2 separate regions of the Homo sapiens genome follow, and region 2 is linked to region 1. A link is a contact called in ENCODE Hi-C or POLR2A ChIA-PET data. All regions are on one chromosome and are shown on one strand. The core of a region is the stretch at or near the end of the contact, and the rest is flanking DNA. Distances in the headings are between cores, read along the strand shown.

The links. Hi-C counts contacts between places; a loop is a spot of excess contacts on that map. ChIA-PET counts read pairs that join two places held with the same protein, here RNA polymerase II (POLR2A). Pooled maps may share reads with other maps.
Region 2: a loop to region 1 is called in a map of mammary epithelial cell, with 7 times the contacts of the local background. The contact joins the enhancer-like site here to the promoter of TTC27 in region 1. A Hi-C loop is called at or near these places in 3 of 168 maps with a recorded cell type or tissue (ascending aorta, heart left ventricle and mammary epithelial cell) and 13 of 50 pooled maps. POLR2A ChIA-PET finds 5 or more read pairs at or near these places in 3 of 52 experiments (A673, HEK293 and WTC11).

The regions. Positions count from the first base shown.
Region 1 is chr2:32,625,245-32,631,446 of GRCh38, reverse strand. It overlaps TTC27 (tetratricopeptide repeat domain 27), which reads right to left and starts at 3,397. Exons shown (of 20, transcript NM_017735.5): 1 at 3,067-3,397; 2 at 747-924. The coding sequence starts at 3,154. LOC124905985 (a long non-coding RNA gene) reads left to right here and starts at 4,669. Exons shown (of 3, transcript XR_007086273.1): 1 at 4,669-4,814; 2 at 5,491-5,608. RefSeq lists a silencer at 2,908-3,037 and enhancers at 3,288-3,347, 2,876-3,535, 3,758-3,817, 3,536-4,197.
Region 2 is chr2:33,030,223-33,036,424 of GRCh38, reverse strand. The region is part of intron 3 of LTBP1 (latent transforming growth factor beta binding protein 1); the gene reads right to left. Among named protein-coding and RNA genes, the nearest start is that of LTBP1, 86 kb to the right of the region's middle. Within about 2 kb of position 2,415, at least 5 of the 41 ENCODE cell types and tissues checked have a DNase peak (open chromatin) inside an H3K27ac peak, as active enhancers do; they include ascending aorta, where a contact is called at or near this core.

The DNA of each region.
Region 1 (6,202 bases), core at 2,148-4,647:
CAAGGGCTTCCTTACAAAAACATTAAGTTCTCTGAGCTCTATAAAGATAATAATCTAAAACATAATAAATAGTTACAAATTAGCACTCAGCTATGCAGAAATAACAAGATTGAAAGTATGTTTTTTGTTTTTTGGTTTTTTTTTGAGACAGAGTCTCGCTCTGTCGCCCAGGCTAGAGTGCAATGGCGGGATATTGGCTCACTACAACCTCCACCTCCCAGGTTCAAGCGATTCTTCGGCCTCAGCCTCCCTAGCAGCTGGGATTACAGGCGCATGCCACCATGCCCAGCTAATTTTTGTATTTTTGTATAGACGGGGTTTCACCATGTTTGCCAGGCTGGTCTTAAACTCCTGACCTCATGTGATCCGCCCGCCTCGGCCTCCGAAAGCACTGGGACTACAGGCGTGAAGCACTGCACCCAGCCTGAAAGTATGTTTTTAAGTTAAAGGAAATAAGGTCTGAAGTTTTGCCGGTGGGTAAAGCCGACCAGACCTAAGCATTTGCAGTTAACACCAAAATATGTGCCAGTCTCATATATGAAACCATTTTATCCTGCACCACTTTACTTCTTCATTCTGGATGGACTTCTGGATGAGTTTTTACATAGATTACTTGGTACACCATGAGTCTTGAGTAAAATATAAGGCAAGGTTTCTCAACTGCTAAAATCAGGGCCTTACCCTGTCAAGGTGCTATTAAATGTATTTGCTCTGTTCCTCTATGAAAATTTCAAATAAAATTCTACCTTTCCGTTGTGTCCAAATCTGTTGAGTAATCCAGGAATGTTACTACCTGCTTCTCCAGGTAGCTATCAATCTTTTCTTCAGCGGTTGTTGTTGAATTAAAAATATTTTGAGTCATTGAATTTAAGAATATGGCTTCATAGTTCCCTTCCAGTAGCAATTGTAGGAAAGATCCACTCTCTGTAATATAAAAAATTAGTGCGGTAATCCAAAAAAAATTATTTTTCATACCGTAAAGGATAACACTATTAGGTAAATCTACCATTTTAGTGTGCAAAAACAATCTATAGACTTAGAATGATTACTGTATGTCAGTCACAAGGCACTCAGTAAATTTCCATCATTCTACAAACATTCTCTCTCCTAGAATTAGCAGCTCACTCATACTGACTATGAGCCCCAAAGTGGAAGTCAGCCCCAGAAATAATATTCCTCATTAATAGGTATTTAGTCTTTTGCTGGGAAATTCACAAAGATTCCTACTGACAATACAAAAGTTTCCTTAGTCAAGGTTCTAAAACTTTTCACAATCTGGTTCTTTCTACCTCCATTATTTTCTCTTCTTGAAAAGTCACTCCAAGAGCGCTGGTTTACTCATTGTTTCCCTAATGTCCCATGCGTATTCCTGCCTCCACACTTTGCACTTGTGATATCGCCTGTTGAACTCTTCTCCACTTGTTAGTCTTACCCTTTAATCCAAAATCAGCTCAAGTCTAACTTCTTCTAGGAAAGTTTTCCAGGCCACCAAAGTTCAAACTTCCTGTCACTGGAAGCACCTACTGTGTCACACAAGTGCCCACACACACACACATACACACAGAGTACTTACACACTACACTGTTCATTATTACTCTTTTGGGTCCAGCCTAAATCCCACAACCAGATGTGCCAGTGCATGTGCCTTTTAACTCTTTATCTCTCTGGTAAATATTCATTGCTCACAAGAATTAATCTTTGCCTCCTAGGCTGGGCGCGGTGGCTCATGCCTGTAATCCCAGCACTTTGGGAGGCCGAGGTGGGTGGATCACGACGTCAGGAGATCGAGACCATCCTGGCTAACACGGTGAAACCCCGTCTCTACTAAAAATACAAAAAAAAAAATTAGCTGGTCGTGGTGGCAGGCGCCTTTAGTCCCAGCTACTCGGGAGGCTGAGGCAGGAGAATGGCGTGAACCCGGGAGGTGGAGCTTGCAGTGAGCCGAGATCGCGCCACTGCACTCCAGCCTAGGCGACAGAGCGAGACTCTGTCTCAAAAAAATAAAAAAAATAAATCATTGCCGCCTAGGCCGTGCATGGTGGCTCATGGCTGTAATCCCAGCACTTTGGGAGGCCGAGGCGGGTGGATCACCTGAGGTCAGGAGTTCCAGACCAGCCTGACCAACATGATGAAAGCCGTCTCTACTAAAAACACAAAATTAGCCGGGCATGGTGGTGCATGCCTGTAGTCCCAGCTACTTTGGAGGCTGAAGCAGGAGAATCGCTTGAACCGGGGAAGCGGAGGTTGCAGTGAGCCGAGATGGCACCAGTGCACTCCAGCCAGAGCAACAAGAGGGAGACTCCATCCCCCCAAAAAAACAACTTTGCTGCCTCATTTTAGCTCCTCTGCTTACCAACAGTGTGACCTTAAATAAATTACTTAACCAGACCCGGGCGCGGTGGCTCAGGCCTGTAATCCCAGCACTTTGGGAGGCTGAGGCAGGCGAATCATCTGAGGTCAGGAGTTCCAGACCAGCTAGGCCAACATGGTGAAACCTCGACTCTACTAAAAATACAAAATTAGCCGGGCGTGGTGGCGCATGCCTGTAATCCCAGCTACCCTGGAGGCTGAGGCAGGAGAATCACTTGAACCCGGGAGGCGGAGGTTGCAGCGAGCCGAGATCGCGCCATTGCACTCCAGCCTGGGCAAAAAGCAAAACTCCGTCTCAATAAATAAATAAATAAATAAATAAATAAATAAATAAATAGATAAAATAAAATTACTTAACCCAACTGTATTTACAGATCTTCACCGCAAAATGGGATTAAAAATTGAATCTACCTTAAGTATCTACTATAAGCATTAAATGACTGAGTACATGTTAAGGGCTTAGAAAAATAACTGACATTGCCATTGTCATTATTACTGAACCTGGGCGGTAAGAAGTTTTGCGCAAAGAAAGTGAGGACCACGCCCACCATGTCAAAGACTAAACGACCCAAAGCCTCAAGGAATCAGCTAGACTGTGTTAGGGAAAAATGAAGGGAGGGATGAGAATCAGTCGCTGCCATCCCTTTTCCTCACAGTTCCCACGATAGCCTAAGGCCCGGTAGGTGCGCCTCTCACCTGAACCGACGACCCCCTCCTGTTTCCATTGCTGCCGCTCAGCCTCAGTGGGGAATCCCCTCAGAATTGCCAGCTCCGGGGTCCACATCACCCCAGACACCGCTGCAGCCAAAACAGGCTCCCACGAGGGCCACACGGGAGTCAACAAAAGAAAGTGAAAACAGGAGAGTCCAAAGGCGCTGAAATCTAGTGGCGACAGTTACCGTAAATACACCTGCGGCCCTAGAATTCCATGTGCGGATACTACCTCAAGGAGGCGGCCATAACAGCAGCGCGGGGCACCCTGGGAAAAACACGCACGCTCTCTGGTCTGGCTTCCGCCTAGGAGAAGAACCCGAGCTTGAGTAAGGAGCCTGTTGGGTGGTTATGCCCCACCCCGGGGCGGGCAATAGGGGGAGTTGAGGGCGCGGTCGCGCTCAGCCCCGCCCCCAGTGGGACCGCTTCCAAGAACTGTGAACGTGGAAGTGAGTGTGCCTCCCACCGAGGGCTAGGGTTCAAATGCAACTCAAAACGGACGTCTTGGCCAAAGCAGTTTGATTAGAAGGGCTAGAGTTGTGATTCTTAAAGCATTTTGGGTTAGAACGCTCTCGACAACCCGATGAAAACCACAGTCCTTCGCGCAGAGTGCAGGTGGGCCCTTGCTCTCAGCCTAAGGGTACCCTCTCAGGGAATCACAGACCCTCTGACGTGGAGTCGGTGAAGCCCAGGTTGGAACCCCGTCAGCATAGCATGGGTCTTTCGGCGAATGAGCGTGTAAGGAAAGGATCTGGTTTTGACACTGCTCTACATGAATCATGGCCGGGTGGGAAATCTGCCCCTGCCGCTGGTGCAGGGAAGTTTTTGGAACACTGTCGGAACGCTGTAGAAGAGTGATCCCAGGGGTGATCACAAAGAAATTGCAAGGAGACAAACCAGCCTCCGCTGGTACCTTATTTGCACTTCTTTGAATCTTCCTAGCAGCACTCCAAAGAAACAGTTAGAGGGCGGGCGCGGTAGCTCACGCCTGTAATCTCAGCACTTTGGGAGGATGAAGCGGATGGATCACCTGAGGTCAGGAGTTCGAGACCAGCCTGGCCAATATGGTGAAACCCGTCTCTACTAAAAATACAAAAATTAGCCGGACGTAGTGGGGCACCCCTGTAAACCCAGCTACTCGGGACGGTGAGGCGGGGGAATTGCTTGAACCCGGGAGGCGGAGGTTTCAGTGAGCTGAGATGGTGCCACTGCACTCCAGCCTGGGCAATAGGAAAGAGGGAGGGAGGGAGGGAAGAAGGAAGGAAGGGAGGGAGGGAGGGAAGGAGGGAAGGAAAACAGGACTATGGCTTTGTCCCATTGGCTTGACACCTGTACTGAGATATGTCATGTAAGAGCCAGGAGAAAACTGCAGGGTAACTCTGACCACAAGAGCAAAAGCTCTCTGAAAAGAGGCTGACCCGGTACCCAGCTCCAAGGAAGAAGCTAAATAAATGTTAATTCACTTTCTTACTCAGTAAAGAGCCACTCCAGAATGTGAAGGGAGAGGAACTCAGCTCAGCTCATTTCAGCCATTGCCATCAGATACCAAAGGAAGCCGGACCTGACTGTGATTGGAGAAGAGCGGATGCCCTAAAATGTCCTCCCACTGAGAAGTAATTAAAAACTGTTTTTCAGGCCGGGCGCAGTGGCTCACGCCTGTAATCTCAGCACTTTGGGAGGCCGAGGCGGGCGGATCATGAGGTCAGGAGATGGAGACCATCCTGCCTAACAAGGTGAAACCCCATCTCTACTAAAAATATTTTTTTAAAAAATTAGCCGGGCGTAGTGGCGGGCGCCTGTAGTCCCAGCTGCTCAGGAGGCTGCCGCAGGAGAATGGCCTGAACCCAGGAGGCGGAGGTCGCAGTGAGCCAAGATCGCGCCACTGCACTCCAGCCTGGGCAGCAGAGCGAGACTCCGTCTCAAAAAAATAAACAAACAAAAAAAACCCCACTATTTTTCTAGAAAATGATACTTGACCAGGTTGTCTGTTCATTTCCTTAAGTATAAAAGCCAGCACTGTCTAAACTAATTTGATAATTGTTAAAGATGAACGTCTGTAAAAACACACTGGCCGCTCTGCCAAAGTTCCTCACCTGTATGTAGCACCCCGTTAATCCACATAGTAAACTTGCAACTTTCAGTTAAATTCAAGGTTGGTTTGTTTTAAATGTGGTATGCTAGATGATGATGGTGACTGAAGTCTGCCTAATCTCCCTTCAAGCAAAGTGAATTCCAGTAATAAAGTAGGTGGGGAATATGGTCTCGATTAAAAATATGTACATAGTGAGTGGAAATTGAGCAGGCAATGAAATATCTACTGTAGGATTCAGTATAGAATGCCTTGGCTGACGAGTCTATTGGGATCCTGTATGTCACTATCTAAAAGTCTTTTTTTCTTGGGCTGGTCAGATTTCTCCAAAAGACTCTTTAAATCTCCTACCTGGAAGGTGAGGCTCTGGCTGCCACAGTTCCAGGGCCCAGTGGAGATAGAAAGCCAGAAGTCTCCATATTCAAGACTAAGAATGAGGTAAGTGAGAGATACTTTTAACAGAATTTAGGACTATCCTTGGCTTATTTTATGCCTCTAATCCATGTTGTTTCCTTTCTCGTCTCTTATGTCAAGTAGTTCCCAACCTATTACAAAATCTCATCTTCTCTAAACTAGTGATTCTAGCTAAATGTTTATAGTAATGTTTGGTCTACAGTAAAAAATAAATACAATTATAACACCTCTATTTTGAAATACTGTGTGACAAGGAAACAAGGTTTTGCATCGTTTCTTCCAAAAGGAGAAAAAATAGGAAGGAGGATGGCTGGAGATGTAAATTCAACAAGTATTACAAGAGGCTAGGAGATTGGAGAAAATAATGGTGCCATGGGAGCATCAGAGGGGTCAAGGAGGACCAGATCAGAGTTTGGTTGCACTGACTAGAAGGAAGCACAGGGCAAGGACTGGCTCACTCTCTGAAGGAAAGCGGTGGTTGCAGGGCCATTGTTCCGAGGCACACAGGGTTTGGAAAGAGCAGGGGACCAACGGTGTCAGAAGAAGGAAGAATTGTTATGTCAGGAGAAGCCTTCTGGAGAATATTGGTCTTGGGAGACCAGATTTTAAGCTTCATAC
Region 2 (6,202 bases), core at 1,166-3,665, 410 kb before region 1:
ACTAAAAACAACCCAGTGTTCATTATCAGTAGAAATGATAAATTGTAGTATACTGACATAATGGGCTACTGTAAAAAGTAAAAGAATCCCCAGCTTTAATCAGTGGTTCTCAAAGTGCAGACCCCTCCAGCAGCATTCAGCATTGGCACCACCTGCGAGTTTGTCAGCCACCCAAATTCTCCACCCCTCCCCAGACCCACCAAATCGGAAACTCTGAGGTGGGGCCCAACAAGCCGTATTTTATCTAGCAAGCCCTCCACCGGCGATTCTGATTCATGCTCCAGTTTGAGAGCCACTGTTACAGAAGAATGTCAAAAACACCTTGAGCAAGAAAAGCAAGTCTCAGAAGAATACAAACAATATGACATTTGTTTAAAAGTCAAAAACTAAACAGCACAGTATCCAGATATACCTAAAAATGTGGTAACACTATAAAGAAAAGCAGGAAATAACTGATATAAATTATTTTCTGGGAAAAAAGGATAAAGGAATTAACAAGGACCACGTAAGAGCCTCTAAGATAATGACAACAGTGTTTTTATTTCTTCAGCTACGTAGTGGGTACAACAGTTTGGGTTTTTTTATTACTATCCTTTAAAATATGTGTGTTGTAAATTATAATCATTATGAACGATCTCTTTTCTAAAAAGAAAAAATGCTGAACTGAGGTTGAGAATGTCAAGTCGTGAACGTAGAATTATACCCCATGTGAACTCAATTCTAACAAACGGCCTACAAAAAATTGAGTACACAGCAAGTGTTAAATATTTGTAGACTATTAAATGTTTACAGTGATTTGATATGCTTTTGCATTCTTCTCCATTCTTCCGAATTTCTCACAATGCATAAAACAACCCAAAAAGAATTTTTTATCTAGAAAGTATGAAGAAATACAGTAGACTATAAAATAATTTGGTGTCCACCTCACCATCACTCCCATTTCAAGCTTGCTCTCTTTTCCGGATTTAAAATTCAAATCCTGACTACACAGTTTAGCCTATGAAAAGATAATGGTCTTCTATTCTGGTCTCAAAATGTGTTTTTCCTCTCTAATTTTTCAAAACACTTTCATGGAACTCTACGCAGTTTTGCTTACTTCTCATCTCCATATCAAGGTATATAGCCAGTTAGAATTTTTTAAATTAAAAGCAATTTATGTGTCATTTAGAACTAAGTAAAACTACACAAGAAAATCTCTTATAAATCATACAAGGACTGCTTTAAGAAACTCATTTGTTTCTAATTTATTTTCTCCATTAGCAACGTGTTGCTAAAATCACAAGAGAATAGAACATTGCTCATATGAATTAATTCCTATCCATCGGCAACAAGGGGAACCAAGGGTCGGCTACGGCATCCAAAGAAAGGCAATTATGCACAATGAGCAAAGAAGGTGGTTCGAGGTTGCACTGCCAAGAAATGACATATTCCAGTGGAGTTAAACCCCCCTCTTCAAATTTTGGCATTCTGCGGTATAAAAATAAAACTGAAGAACATTGAAAAGCAAAGCTTGCCACCTGCTGCCCACTGGCATAATCGTAAATGTTCAAATTGCATCCTTTTTTTTTTATTTAAACCCTTCTACTAATTGATTGGCATGGATATTTCCATATTGCGTATTTATTCATTTTCACCAGTCTCTGAGAGGAAATGTCAGCCCCTCAAATTTTTAACCAGATGCTATTTCAAACCCTATACATAATCAGCTATAACCAGTGCACCTCTAACCAGAAAGCAAACCCAACTTCCAAATGGTTATATATGTTGTGTACTGTATATAATAAATCCACCAAAATGCAGTTGTGCTCATTATAGTATCCAGACCAGGGAAGAATTCCTTTGAAAATGTGCCAGCTCTGTCCTATGCTTCCAGGCCTGTCATCATTCTAGATGATATGGAATACAAAACCCATTTTCTGATCCTTATAGATTTTAAAATCCAAACATTAATAGCTTAACTCCCTTCAGCTAGTTTATAAATAGTTGATATACATTCACACTACAAAATTTCAAGTAGAAGCCCAGCTAAAACACCTCAAAGATCAGCTTTAAACATTTAAACTTAAATACCTTAATTATATTAATACCGACAAGTGTTTTCATGGGTTCTGAAAATGTTTTCAGTATTCTTTTTCATTTGCACTTATTCTAAAGAAGTCTGAGAAATAAATGCATTTTAGCCTTTTTTTTTTTTTTAGAACAACAATCCTTCAAGTCTCGTCTCTTTCTTCTAACTCTGTAGATTTGCGTATCCATGCCATCATTCCCTCAAAAACAATCCAGAACGCTGCTAAGGAGAAAGTGAAACTTTGAATTAAAGAAGAAAATGCCATCTGAGAGAAAGATGCCCTAACAGCCAGTCACAAACCCAATTAGGACGGTGAATGATGCAAACACGACTCCATCTGCTCTCCTGTCCCCCAGGGAGCCGGGGAGGGGGTTAGGGCTGTGGCCTCTTGAGAGGCTTATATGGCAAACAGTCTCATCACATCACATCGATAACTCCTGAGGCGCTTTGAAATACAACTTTAAAGGCTTCTGCCTGCTGAAACTGTCCATACGCAAAATAGCACCAAAGCTAGTTGAAGTTTTTTCAAGTTTTGTCTGGGAACTACTATAAAGCAGACAATAAAAAATAATTCATTTTCAAGACAGATGGCACCATAATGTTGCACTATTTTCTAGTGTGCATTTTTTCCTAAACACTAGAGGCAGCGTCTCCATACAAAAGAAAGTCCATCCAGCTGCAGCCAGTTAGCTTTCAGATTGCTGTTTCTGTAGAACATCACACACATTAAAAAAAAAAAAAAGTCCCTTTTTTCCCCCACCATAGTCAGCTCAACCCTTTCTTCTAAAACTCTACAGGAGCTATTATTTCATGCATTATTATTGTCAGTGTTTCTGATCTCTTTCCCGCTTGCATCTGATTGTTCACACCTGAGAACACCTAGAAGTGGTTTGTACTTGTAAGGTTAAAGTTTAGTTAGATCTTCCTACATGCTGTCTGCAATTCAGAAGGGTGCCTGGTGCACACAGGTAATGATACAGTAAGTTAATCCTTTAATTAATTAAATCCAGGCCCATTAACACCAGAACTGGGCTTTGACTGAACAGATAAAATATCTGACTTAATATCAACAGAGGGGACAGTATTACATGTTTTGTCCTATGAAAATATAGCTCTCTACTAAAAATGAAAAAAAAAACCACTTACACTAGAAATGATGGAAGAAACATTCCAGTTATCAATTATTCATTGAAACTAAAGACTATTTAGTTTGGCTGCTAGCACACTGCCTGGCACACAGTAAATATTCAACAAATACATGTGAAATTGAAAGTCCCAATCATTTCTTTTGGTTTCTTGTCAAAGACTTCCTAATGGAGCTTGATCAAATCCTTGTTTTTCATGAACATCCTAAATTATTTGAACATAAAGCTGAGCTTGATCAAATCCTTGTTTTTTATGAACATCCTAAATTAATCTGAACATAAAGCTGATATGGATATGTAAGTTTTTTAAAAGAAGTATAGCATTTCCTCACTAGGTATGAAAAGCATTTCTGATTCTGTGAAAGGCAATTACCATTATTTTTATCAAGCAGCATGTTACTACACTACTTCACAAAGCAAATCACAAAAACTTTCCTAGCAACTTTAGACCTTAATAGCTAAATTAAATGAATATAAGTCTGAAACAAAAACTGCTTTATTAATAGTATCAAATACATATGCAATTTTTGTGTCATACTGTTACTTATTTTATATTATTTTAAATAATAACTAATGAGAATGCAGTCCAGCTAGGAAGACATTTAGAGCCTAACAACCTGTTGGTTATTATACATCTGTGTGTGATTACCCAAGGTTCCTTTCCAGTTCACCAATACAGGATAATCAAGATGTAGGACTTCTGTCACCTAAAGGAGGAGGAATATAGGTGAGTGGATCACTCCTAGTGTAGCAAGAAAAACACAGAGAAGATACACGGAAGTTGATATCGATAGGGGTAGAGATAACAAAAAGTAGTTATGGCAAAGCTATAAAGCCAACAAAGATAAAGGTAGAAAACTCTTGAACATTTGAAACAGGAAAAAAGACCTTGATTATTCTACAGAGCATGATGTGTTAGTTTGATCAACACAGAAGGAAATCAAATCTGGTTTTGATTATGGGTTGATGAATTTGAGTCTAGGGATAGAGTGTAATAAGGAACAGGAAGCCTTCAATGATATCCCCTACTTTCCTGTTCCTAAAGAGGATAAGATTACATATCATTCCATTTAACATAGGTAGAGAGAGAGATCAACATTAGACTACACATAATTCCTTAACCCGAATCCAAAGGAATTATTTTCTTGACTGGCAGTCTGAATCCTTCCTGTTTTAAAGGGAATCAGATCCCTCTCCTCTCAAGTCCCTGTGCAAGACAGACACTCCACAGGGCCAGCTCCTCTAGGCCTCCCTCTCTCTCATCTGCCCAGCAGCCAGCCTCCCAGGCCTTCCCTCACACTCTCTTAGCACCCCACCTGACCTGGCTTTCCAGGGTGAGCCTGACACTTCTTCAGTGACTATCAGAGCCATCTTCATATTCCTCGGAGCCCTACACAGAGCTCCTCTGTCTGACTGTCAAGGCTTTCCATAATTGGACCTGCCCACTCAATCTCATTTCCTGCTATTCTTCAATCCCCACAAAGAGATCAATTCCCCAACAGGAGAATCATTCCCACCCTATCGTCCACCTGTTATTTATTTAAAGGCCAGACTCTCCTTCACTTTTCCAAGTCCTTCCAACTCTGGTCAATGTTCCTTTAGTCCAGTCCTCCAGCCCCTGCCAATCTCCCCCTTCCTTACTCGCCATTAGAATTTATACTATGCACCACATAGTTTAGCAGCTTATTAGGTATTATGCTATGTTATTCAGTATTTTGCAGACACATTAGCCTGATCCCTCCAATTGGAGTACCTAGAACAGTAGTTGGTATGTGGATGGCACTCAGTAAATATCTGCTGATGGAATGAATGAATCAACTATTGAGAATCTGTGTTCTGGGGGCCAGGAGGACTGAGATTCTATCTTCACTATGGTGAACCAGAGATAACGCAACCAGTTAGAAATGCACAGAGAACTTGGAAAGTTATAGATGGTTCAGTAGTATATTACGATTTATGTCTGTGTAAGTCAATAAGCCTCTCAGAAGACCAAAGAATTCTGAAATAAATTACCCAGTCAATGAGTAACAGATTGTATTCTTGTCCTCATGGACAAGGGGGGATTTTTTACAATCCAATTTAAGACGTTTCTTCCAAATTTGAGCATAAAAAAAACCAGAGTACTAATAATATTTTTTGCATAAAAGTACCTTCCCTTGGAGAATTCTTAAATATTTGATAAAAACAATCTTTAATATGAAAAGAGCTCTTAGAAATTAAAGAAAATTATAAGCACATGTAACAGAAAAGGGTGTGAAGATGTTAGTTATCCACATAAAAAATATGAAGGACTTATAAAAATGTGGAAAATGTTCAACCTCACTAAAAAAAACTAAGAAACACAAAATTGCTTCATAAGGTGATAAGATCACACTTCATAAGACCATTCAAAGCCACTAAGACTTCACAGACAGCAATTTATTTATTAAAGACTCATTTGACAGAAGCCGCATTTAGTCTGCTTAAAATATTAAAGGAAAATAATCTAATAAACATAATGCCACTGACTTACATATTTACTTTCACATAAAAGTCACTAAATTAAATTAATACAAAGCAGCACGGCAACAAAGAAATTAATCAAGGAGACTGTGAAGTGTTTCAACTTTATGTAAAGCATTTCAAATATGCACACTAAATTTTCCAACTGTTTAGACTCACAGGTCACCTTTCACCTTTCAAGACGTTAAAGCAATTAAGGTGTGAAATGCCTGCCTCACTACACGGAAATGGTTTTTTCTGAATTTTTTTTAGCTCCTTCAAAATAGCTTCATTAAGCCAGGAGATAAATAGGAGCCACAGGAATGAAAGAGGAATGGAGAGGGAGAGAAAAGAGCTTCATAAATGGGGCAGGGGAAAATGGTTGCTTGTGCCCAGGGGGTAAGGAATGGGAATTGGGAGAGTGTTTCCTTTCAAATTTCTTTTCTTGGAGTGAAGTGCATCCTAATGTCAAAATGTCTATGTCTTCTTCCCGTCTGAGTTAAGAACA